Regions from separate parts of the Homo sapiens genome. Here region 1 is linked to region 2. A link is a contact called in ENCODE Hi-C or POLR2A ChIA-PET data. All regions are on one chromosome and are shown on one strand. The core of a region is the stretch at or near the end of the contact, and the rest is flanking DNA. Distances in the headings are between cores, read along the strand shown.

Region 1 (4,606 bases), core at 1,265-3,764, 280 kb before region 2:
GCCTCCTATGACGTCATTGTCTTGATAACAAGACTGCTTCAGTTTCAGTCATTAAGTTCAGCCCTTGAAGGCTTGAAGGTATATTCTCATCAACCACTAATTTGTTAATAAATTGAGATGCCCCTAAGCATTGTAGAAAGCAGACTATAAGAACTGGCCAAAGATGGCCCATATAGCATCCAGTCAAGACACAAAACCACTCTATAGGGATGAAAAATGTACATCTTGTAAATGTAATCCAAAAGATTCTAACATCCACATCCCATTCTGGAACCCAGAGGAAAATAGAATGTTTAAAAATGAAAAATGTTCAATGCTTGCCAGAGGAATCTAGATAAAATTTTGAGACAGACCAATGTATATATGCAAATGAGATGGCTGCCCTATTAAAAAATAGATAAACAGATGTAAGGATTTCTCCTTAGAAAGAGGGACAGACTGGCTTGGCGCGGTGGCTCACGTTTGTAATCCCAGCACGCTGGGAGGCCAAGGCAAGCGGATCACAAGGTCAGGAGATTGAGACCATCCGGGCCAACATGGTGAAACCCCATCTCTATTAAAAATACAAAAATTAGCTGGGTATGGTGGCGTGTGCCTGTAATCCCAGCTACTTGGGAGGCTGAGGCAGGAAGGAGAATCATTCGAACCCAGGAGGTGGAGATTGCAGTGAGCGGAGATCGCGCCACTGCACTCCAGCCTGGTGACAGAGCGAGACTCCGTCTAAAAAAAAAAAAAAGAAAAGAAAAAAGAAAGAGAGATTGATTATCAATTACCAGGCAAGTTAGAGAGGAATTAATATCAAGTATGGCCAATACACACTAAAACAGTAATCAGGAGTCTTCAACACACAAAAGATAAACAGTACTGCAGGACATGCTCTAAGGGTAACAGGAAAAAAAGTAAAGGCCAAAAATTATACAGGATGGAAAAACAATGAGAAGCCCAGGTATCAACCTCCTACACTCTACACCTGAGAGACTAAATCATGGTCCTGACCCCATCACCCTCACAGTCCAGTTGGGGAGAGACATCAGCAGAAAAACATCTTTAATAATTGTTATGTCAGAATAAACACATAACTACTGAGGCAGGATACGGAAATATTGAAGGGGAGAGAAAGAGGAGATCAGGTAAAACCTACTGTGGATGTTACCTCTCACCTAAGTCCTAAATATTGGTCAGGATTAACCCAAAGGAAAGAAAAATGGAATGGGAAAAGGATAGTGTCTGCTAAGTAAACAAGAAGGAGCACTAGTTTAGGAGTCAGAAGACCTGACCTTTAGACCCATAAGTTGTTTCGACAACACATCAATATGCAAAATACCGGGCAGACAGATTGAAGTAACAGTTATTTCTTTCTTTCTTTTTTTTTTTCGAGACGGAGTCTCGCCCTGTCGCCCAGGCTGGAGTGCAGTGGCAAGATCTCGGCTCACTGCAACCTCCGCCTCCCGGGTTCCAGCAATTCTCCTGCCTCAGCCTCCCGAGTAGCTGGGATTACAGGCGCCCGCCACCACGCCCGGCTAATTTTTGTATTTTTAGTAGAGACGGGGTTTCGCCATGTTGGCCAGGCTGGTCTCGAACTCCTGACCTCGTGATCCGCGCGCTTCGGCCTCCCAAAGTGCTGGGATTACAGGCATGTGAGCCACCGCGCCCGGCCAGTAAGTTATTTATATATCCCGGCACCTAACACATACAGGCGCTAAGCAAGACAGATAAATAATAGCAATAAAACAACTACAGTTTGCTTAGCCCTTCCTAAGTGCTAAAGTGCTAAGAATAGCAGGATAAACAATTCAAGCCCTTGTCCTCAAGCAGAGTGTACTCGAGGAGACTACAGATAAGTATACAACAACCCTGGTGAAGATACTGAGACCCAGGATCCTAATTTATTCCGTTAATAAGAGAGGAAATGGTGATTTAAACCATAATTTGATTGCCTTAAAATTATGAGATCCTCATTAAGAGAACAGGTTGGAGGGAGAAAGAAATAGGGGGTAAAGAAGTAACAATAACCCTCAAACCAAACTCCCTAATGGTCAATTAAATGGAGTCTTCCGGTGAGGCACGGAGAAGGAACTCCTCATACGGGAACAGCAGGTGCTCGATTTGGGGTGTGGTTATAACCTTTACTTCCCTTCCTACTAGTGCCTTGCTTTGCCTACTCCAACCCCGTCCAGGAACCGAGCAGCCCCCACCCGCCTCGGAGGAATCGATGGAGCACCTTTGAGTGCGCGAGTTGCCGCTCTCCGGGTACGGGGCCCGGAGCGTTAGCCTCCCGCGAGTATCGGTGAGCGGCTGCCGAACTGCCATGGGCGCCAGGCCGCTGGGGCGTGCCGCAGCCGCAAGAACCCGCAAGGGACCCCGCGCCCGCACCGGTCCCGGCCTCCTGGCTCCCTGCCGCTCCACACAGCAGCGAGAGCAGCAGCAGCAAGAGGACGAGACCCAGCTCAGGGCAACGTCCACACACCAGCCCTAGTGCGGGCGCAGCCATGTTGTCCCGCGGGCCATGTGACCCGGTTGGTCACGTGGCTGAGCCCTCCTTAAAGGGGCAGAATTTTGAGCTGACTTACGAAGTGACCAGGAGAGTTGCTCTTCACCTTTCTTCAGGTACTTCTTTGGCGCTGCTGCTTGCCTGTGCTAACGTCAAAACGCAGCAAAACACAAAACTCCACAAAACTCAAGGCCTTCCACAGACCGTGCACCCCTTTATGATTTCTTGGTTGAAAAATAACAGTCAAATTTGCTGGGCATTTGGTAAGTGCCAGAGTACTATGCTAAGCACTTCACTTTTTAAAATCTCATTTAATCCTCACAAAGACCCAGTAATGGCGCGCTTGTAGTCCCAGCTAGTCGGGAGGCCAAGGCAGGAGAATCGTTTGAACCTGGGAGGCGGAGGTTTCAGTGAGCCCAGATCCCGCCACTGCACTCCAGCCTCGGCGACAGAGCAAGACTCCGTCTCAAAAAAAAAAGAGAAATACAATACGGAATCAGAATCCGTGGGGACTGGACACAGCAATCCAGGGTTTCACAAGCTCTCCAGATGATTCTAATCCACACTTAAGTTTAAGAACCACTGTTCTACAGTTCCGTAATCGAACAAAATGCAAAACCAAAACAAAAAGAAGATGAAGGAGAAACTTACAGATTAAAAAACAACATAGCAGGCCGGGCGCGGTGGCTCAAGCCTGTAATCCCAGCACTTTGGGAGGCCGAGGCGGGTGGATCACGAGGTCAGGAGATCGAGACCATCCTGGCTAACACGGTGAAACCCCATCTCTACTAAAAAATACAAAAAATTAGCCCGGCGTGGTGGCACGCGCCTGTAGTCCCAGCTACTCGGGAGGCTGAGGCAGGAGAATGGCATGAATCCGGGAGGTGGAGCTTGCAGTGAGCCGAGATGGCGCCACCGCACTCCAGCCTGGGGACAGAGCAAGACTCCATCTGAAAAAAAAAAAAAAAAAAAAAACATAGCAGCCAGCTGCAATATGTGAACCTTATCTAAATACTAATTCAAACCTACTGAGTTCAAAATTTTTGAGATAATCAGGGAAATTTAACCACTAAGTCAAATTATAATATTTGATAAAATTAAGGAATTGCTGTAAATTTTGTTTTTAGGCTTTTAGGAGTAATAATGGTATTTGTGGCTATATTTTTTAAAAGAATCCCCTCACTGAGGTACACACACACTCACTGAGGTATACACACACACACACACACACACACACATATATATATATGGATAAAAATATAGGCAGTCAAAGATTTGCTTCCCAAAAAATGGGTAATCAGGGTCTGGCTAAAGATGAAGCATGATTGGCCATGAGTTGATAACTGTCATAGCTGGTTGATGGGCATCTGGGTGTTTATTGCACTATTCTAATGTAGCATCTGTTTGAATTTTTTTAGCATAAAGAAAAGACCAGCCAGGCACCGTGTCTCAAGCCTGTAATCCCAGCACTTTAGGAGGCCGAGGCAGGAGAATCGCTAGAGGCCAGGAGCTTGAGACCAGCCTGGGCAACACAGCAAGACCTTGTCTCTACAAAAAATTAAGAAAATTAACTGGCCATGGTGACGCACACCGGTGGTCCTGGCTACTTCGGAGGCTGAGGCAGGAGGATCACTTGAGCCTGGTAGGCAGAGGCTGCAGTGAGCCATGATTGTGCCACTGCACTCCAGCCTGGGTGACAAAGTGAGACCATCTCTCAAAAAAAAAAAAAAGGCCTTTTCTCCTTGTTGACTATTTTACAGTTTGCCAAGGCCTTTCACACATTTTCTCATTTGAGATTACAACCACTTGGCAAGAAATGTATTATTACTATACTCATTTCAAAATTGATGAAGCTAAAAGGTCAATGCCTTAACCAAGGTTGTATGTATTTACTGTGCATAATATATAGTCAAGGTCTAGGTCAACGGTAATCTTTGTTCGCCTCCTTCAAATATCAGTCTCAGCACATGCTGTGTCAGCTGCGCTTCAGAGACCTGAACTTCTTTGATTCCTGGTCCAGCTATACCATTAGGCTATAACCTCCATGAAGGTAAGGCAGGAGCCTATTCGTTTGCCACTGTATCAGCAAAATCAGGCCAAGCCTGCACATGATCA
Region 2 (4,918 bases), core at 1,249-3,748:
GTAATGCAAGGTCACGTGGTAGACAAGGGTTAGTATTAGGTAACCTTGAATACTAATTCGTGATTCTTTATCTTCTCAAAGTAAAAACAAAAGAACAAACTTTTGTTCTGGTCATTTTATGAGTCATCTGAGCACTTGCAGAACCATAATGGCAAATAGCTAATACATGGCACCTTTTCAGTTGCTCACATTGGATACCCAATTCCCTGCCTTCATTTATGCATTATTGTGGTTTTGACCACCTACTGGTTCTGATGAGAGAGGAAATCCCGTAGTAGGAGTGATAGCCAGAGCATCTCTTGCTGAGGTGACCCCCTGAGCTGATTATAGCCCTATGGGGTATTTTGTTTTGCTGATACATAATACATTGAAAACACTGTATATAGAATTTTTTGAATGCTTAAGTGGGGCCTCCATATACACTGAGATCATTTTATCCCCCTACCTTCCACTGCACTTCACTGACACTTAACCCCGAAGACATTTGCATTGGAAACTTCGCATTATCTGTTTGAAAGTCCTCTCAGTTCAAGCCACACATTCTAAGACTCAGCAAAAGCTTATTGACACCAAGGGCATTGAATTCACCAGCACCTGTAACGTTTCTTGAAGAATGCTTGCTAGGGAAAAGTTCCCATGGTAACTGTTTTTAAAAGAGTTTTGTAGCATCAACAGGTTAGACAGGAAGTCAAAATCATGGAGCTCAGCAGCATCCCCTATAAGCACGTGCTCCTTTTTAACCACCCCTAACAAAGACACTGAAGCACCCTGTTCATAAGCCCTGATGGGCACTGGAGGGTCTGGCCAGGTTGGGCTGGATTTCAGGGGACCTGATTTGTGTTTCCCTGTGCAGTGCTCGTTTCCATCACCATCTTTAAGGAGGAGGCCTTTTCCATCCACTGGACTCTTACCATCGTGCCTGTTAAGGAACAAAAAGACAACTGCTTAGGCCTGGAGGGTATGTGGAAACCACCAGTTACCTTTGAATATACCTGTGGTGCTCGAACCTCCTTTAGAAAACCCAAGATGCCATTTTAATGATGCTTTGCTCTTGGGTATCAAATTTACTCCTTAATTTACCTCAGGAGATGTTCTAAGAGGAAGCCACAAGATTCCATACCTGCTGTTGTTGTTTTAGAGCTGGTGGATTTTTTTTTTTTTAATCCGCGGAGGAGGACTTGACCCTGTGGGTTCCTAACTTGGATGGCCATGCAGAGCACCCTTAACTTGGAAATCTATATCCTGCTGTTTAAACTTCAAGATGATTCCTATCTGGATTAAAGTCCTCAACCAGCAGGCCGAGGCAAACTCTAAAGAAAAACAAGGTCATGCTGCATTTTTTTTTGGTAAGCACAGGAATCAACAAAGAGATGTTATATAACTTCTATTTATATCCTCCTTGCTCACTATCTGCAGGCAGACAAGAGTCGCTGAGAAGGGATTTAATGAGCTCTCTGGGTTTGCTCACCTTCCTGAGCTGGTAGGAACCAGCTTGTTCTCAAATGCGTCAGTAAAGAATCTGGCTGTGGGTGGGCGGCCAGGGTAGGTGGACTGCGTTGTTGCTATGGTGTTTTTTAATTCCCCTGTCTCTCAAAGATCTCACTCCCCCCTTCCCTGACTCCTTCCTTTTGCCCCCTTCCTTTCTTTCTTTCTTTTTTTTTTTAAATCTGTAAGCTTCCTTGTTTCTCACACCTACTCATGATTCTTGGAGCTGTCTCCGGAAACAGAATATTTTCCCTCTCCTTCCTAAGTGCTCAGCTCCCCCATTGTGTAGCCCCGGGACATCAGAAGTTGTTTTCTAAGGTGTGTTTTTTCCACCCTCCCTTATTTCTTTTCCCATGATTTTTTTATTACCAATCCCTCCATGAGAGAGACCTATCCTAGGAGTCTTCCATCTTGCCTGATAGAAGTTTTCTCTGGCATATTCCAAATTCAGATTGCTCCAAAACCAGGTGAAGTCTGTTGCTAGTTGGACAGTCGGTATGGCCTGGAGGAGAAGGGCTGTTTGTATTTCCATGCATCCTCCTTTGTCCTCTTGCCCTGGGTGAAGCAATGACGTCTCTGTCTCCTCTAGTGCGTTATAAAATAGAACCGCAAGAAAACAAGAGAATGGGTTTACCCCACAATCATAATTCCTGGAGCTTGGGTAACTCCTGTTACCTGAAGGTTGCAGGTTGAAATGACTCAGCTTGCATTTAATTAAAAAAAAAAATGCTGCCCCATCAGATTCTCAGCAGGGACGACGAATGCACCTTGCTGAGAACCCTATGGCTGCCCAGGGAGTGGCCCCCTGCACCCTGGCCGGCCTGGTGGTGGCCACAGAGGCTTCTGAGATGGCTCTGTGTTGTCCATCACATTCCCACCAGAGCAGAGACACTTAGAAGATGTGAGTAGGGAGGTTAGGATGAAAAGTTCTTAGAAAAGAATATGTAGTTCCATGAGGACAGGCTGAAAAAATTTTTAAAAAGCCAAACCCACCTCTGCCTTGCCCAGAAGTTGTGCAATCCTTAATAGCAGTAGCCTGTTTGAATAATCAGAGGCAAGCTGACTTCCCTTTATTAACTTCTGTTAGAGACATCTGCATAAAATATCCCCGGATTCCAGACCAAGTAGGTAATTTTTTTTTCCCCTCTGAGTAACGGGAGGGACTTTCCCTTTGGAAATCTTCCAGCAGAGTTAACTTCATGGTTGAGACTGTTTTCTCATTATAAGGTGCCAACAGCTAGATTCCTGATGCAGGGACAGTGAAGGCGCCTCATGTACACACTTGGATCCCCTGCTTCCCTGAGAACTGACTTGATGTTCACAGTTGCCTCTGGTTCTTCTGCCTTGACCCTCCTTTTCACGGAGAAATCTATGCCCGCTCACATTTCCTGAGGTCCTCTGAGTTCCTCTTTGAAACTGTCAGAGGCTCTCTCAAAGTTTCTACCAATTTCCTATTCCTGGGTTTTAGACTTTTGATCAAGATGGCTCTGACACTGAAGGGGATAGTCCTGTAAACCCTCTGAAGTCTTCAAGCCTCGTTTTTCCCCTGGAATTCAGGACTTTAAAAATATATATATTTTATTGCTCTTCGAGGAGGATGTGTTGCAGTTGCCCTCACCATATGGTATTTGAGAAATATGTTTTTATTAGCCTCCTTGCAACACAAACCCACAAACTGTTGAGCCCAGAGCTTGTAGCTATCAAGTCTGGGGAGGGAGCCAGGTTTGGAGACGGAAGGTGCACAAATGATCATCCCTCCCGGGCTGTAGTTAATCATGCAAGCTGCTGTGTCACTGGGGCCGGGGTAGTTAACAGTTAACTCGATGGATTAAGGATCCTCAGCCAGGCTGAGCCCATCACAGAGTTACGTGCAAAAACCGGATAAGCCCGTAGAGGTGACAACACCACATCAGCTGCCTTTGGCTGGTCTGCGGTGTGCTGCATATTCCCACTTAGCAGGACTTTGAGCTTTCACATGCAGGCTTCTTCTGGCCATAAAGTTATACTTCAGCTGCCATGGATGCAAAGCTTGGCTTGAGTGTTTCGGAATTGCACCTCCTTCAGGATTATTGTTCATTCATTAATATAGTAAATTTTTTAAAAAGAGAGAAGAGGCCTTACTGTGTTGACCAAGCTGGCCTTGAACTCCTGGGCTGAAGAGATCTTTCTGTCTCAGCCTCCGGAGTAGCTAGAACTACTGGCTTGTGTCACCACAGCCGGCTTAATATAGCAGATGTTTACTTACTGAGCACTCCCTGGGTGTCAGGTGCTATACACATTGGCGTCAATACAGTCAGGGATGAGACCAACATAGCCCCTGCCCTCCAGGAGCTTACAGTCTTGTGGGAGACAGAGCTAGGAAATCAGCTCATCATCAGCTAAATCAGAGCTTCAGAGAAGTGTGATGGGGAAGCAAACAGGCGCCACGAAGCGTGGCCAGGGAGGGCTTCTCTGGGGAGATACCGTTCAAGCTGAGACCCAACAGATGCGAAGAGAAGGAGCTGTGTGAAGAGTAGCAGAGGGCAAGAGTATTTCAGAAGAGGGTTGGCTTGTGCTTGGGATGTTGGAGGAGCTGAGTGAAGGAAGCTAACGCGGTCTACCCCATGGTGGTCGGTCAGGGGCAGAGCTGCGGAAAGTATCTGCTCCACCAGGGTGATGGGCTTGTCATCAAGTCGGGGCTGGATGAGGTGATCTCTGTGGTTCCCGCCGATCCCTAGTCGGTGCTTCTAAAGGGCACCAAGTTGGCTTGGGCCTGTCCCCTGCTTGGATATGCGCTGCCGCCGCCAAAGCCCTAATATACAAAGCAGCTTTACCCAGATGAGTGCTGTGTGATTTCACCCTGCCCTGCTCTAACCGCTTGGCCATCTGTACATCTTACTGTCAGCTGCCAGGGATGCTCTCTGTGGCCGTGTGGAAGTTACCTGGTGGGCCAGCACACAGCAAGATGGGGATGCAGGGTGGGGAGACATGAAGAGTCCCAGAGCATTCTGCTGGGGACCAGACTCGGCTGTACCCGAGAGTCAGTTGAGTTGGGAAGGACTAGGGTTGACTGGGGGTGACTGCAGTCTTCATCAAGGAGGCACTTGCTTTGCTTGATGCTTTGCCACCTAAGCCAGTGTCCTTGCCTCCATCCGGCCTGAGTGGATTTATTTTTTTCGGCTTCTATGGCCAAGTGTCCTTGTCACAGTTTGTGTGGAGAGCAGCGAAGGGAACGTGGCTGGTGTAGACACCCTGCCGGTACTGTGCGGGCTCTCACCTGTTTTCTCTCCTGCACTCCTTGCAATAGAATCTCAAGTGGTTCTCCTCCTCTTTCTCCATTGCAGATGAGGGAACTGAGGATGGAAGTTAATAAATGAGCTGTCCAAACCCACCCAGTTCCTAAGTCACCCCTATGCGTATGTTTCTACCTTGCTAAAGATGCAGGATAGAGATC

What was found. A loop is a pair of places that touch in the nucleus more often than their neighbours do. ChIA-PET counts read pairs that join two places held with the same protein, here RNA polymerase II (POLR2A). Pooled maps may share reads with other maps.
Region 1: a loop to region 2 is called in a pooled map, with 2.6 times the contacts of the local background. The contact joins the promoter of SUMF1 here to the promoter of EGOT in region 2. A Hi-C loop is called at or near these places in 2 of 50 pooled maps. POLR2A ChIA-PET finds 5 or more read pairs at or near these places in 2 of 52 experiments (Caco-2 and PC-9).

Annotation. Positions count from the first base shown.
Region 1 is chr3:4,464,755-4,469,360 of GRCh38, forward strand. SUMF1 (sulfatase modifying factor 1) reads right to left here and starts at 2,515. Exons shown (of 9, transcript NM_182760.4): 1 at 2,222-2,515. The coding sequence starts at 2,491. LOC124909340 (a long non-coding RNA gene) reads left to right here and starts at 2,070. Exons shown (of 2, transcript XR_007095789.1): 1 at 2,070-2,754; 2 at 3,910-4,606. RefSeq lists a silencer at 2,212-2,391 and an enhancer at 2,562-2,741.
Region 2 is chr3:4,749,092-4,754,009 of GRCh38, forward strand. It overlaps EGOT (eosinophil granule ontogeny transcript), which reads right to left and starts at 2,499. Exons shown (of 2, transcript NR_004428.1): 1 at 1,855-2,499; 2 at 101-919. All of the region lies in intron 44 of ITPR1 (inositol 1,4,5-trisphosphate receptor type 1), which reads left to right. RefSeq lists an enhancer at 552-621.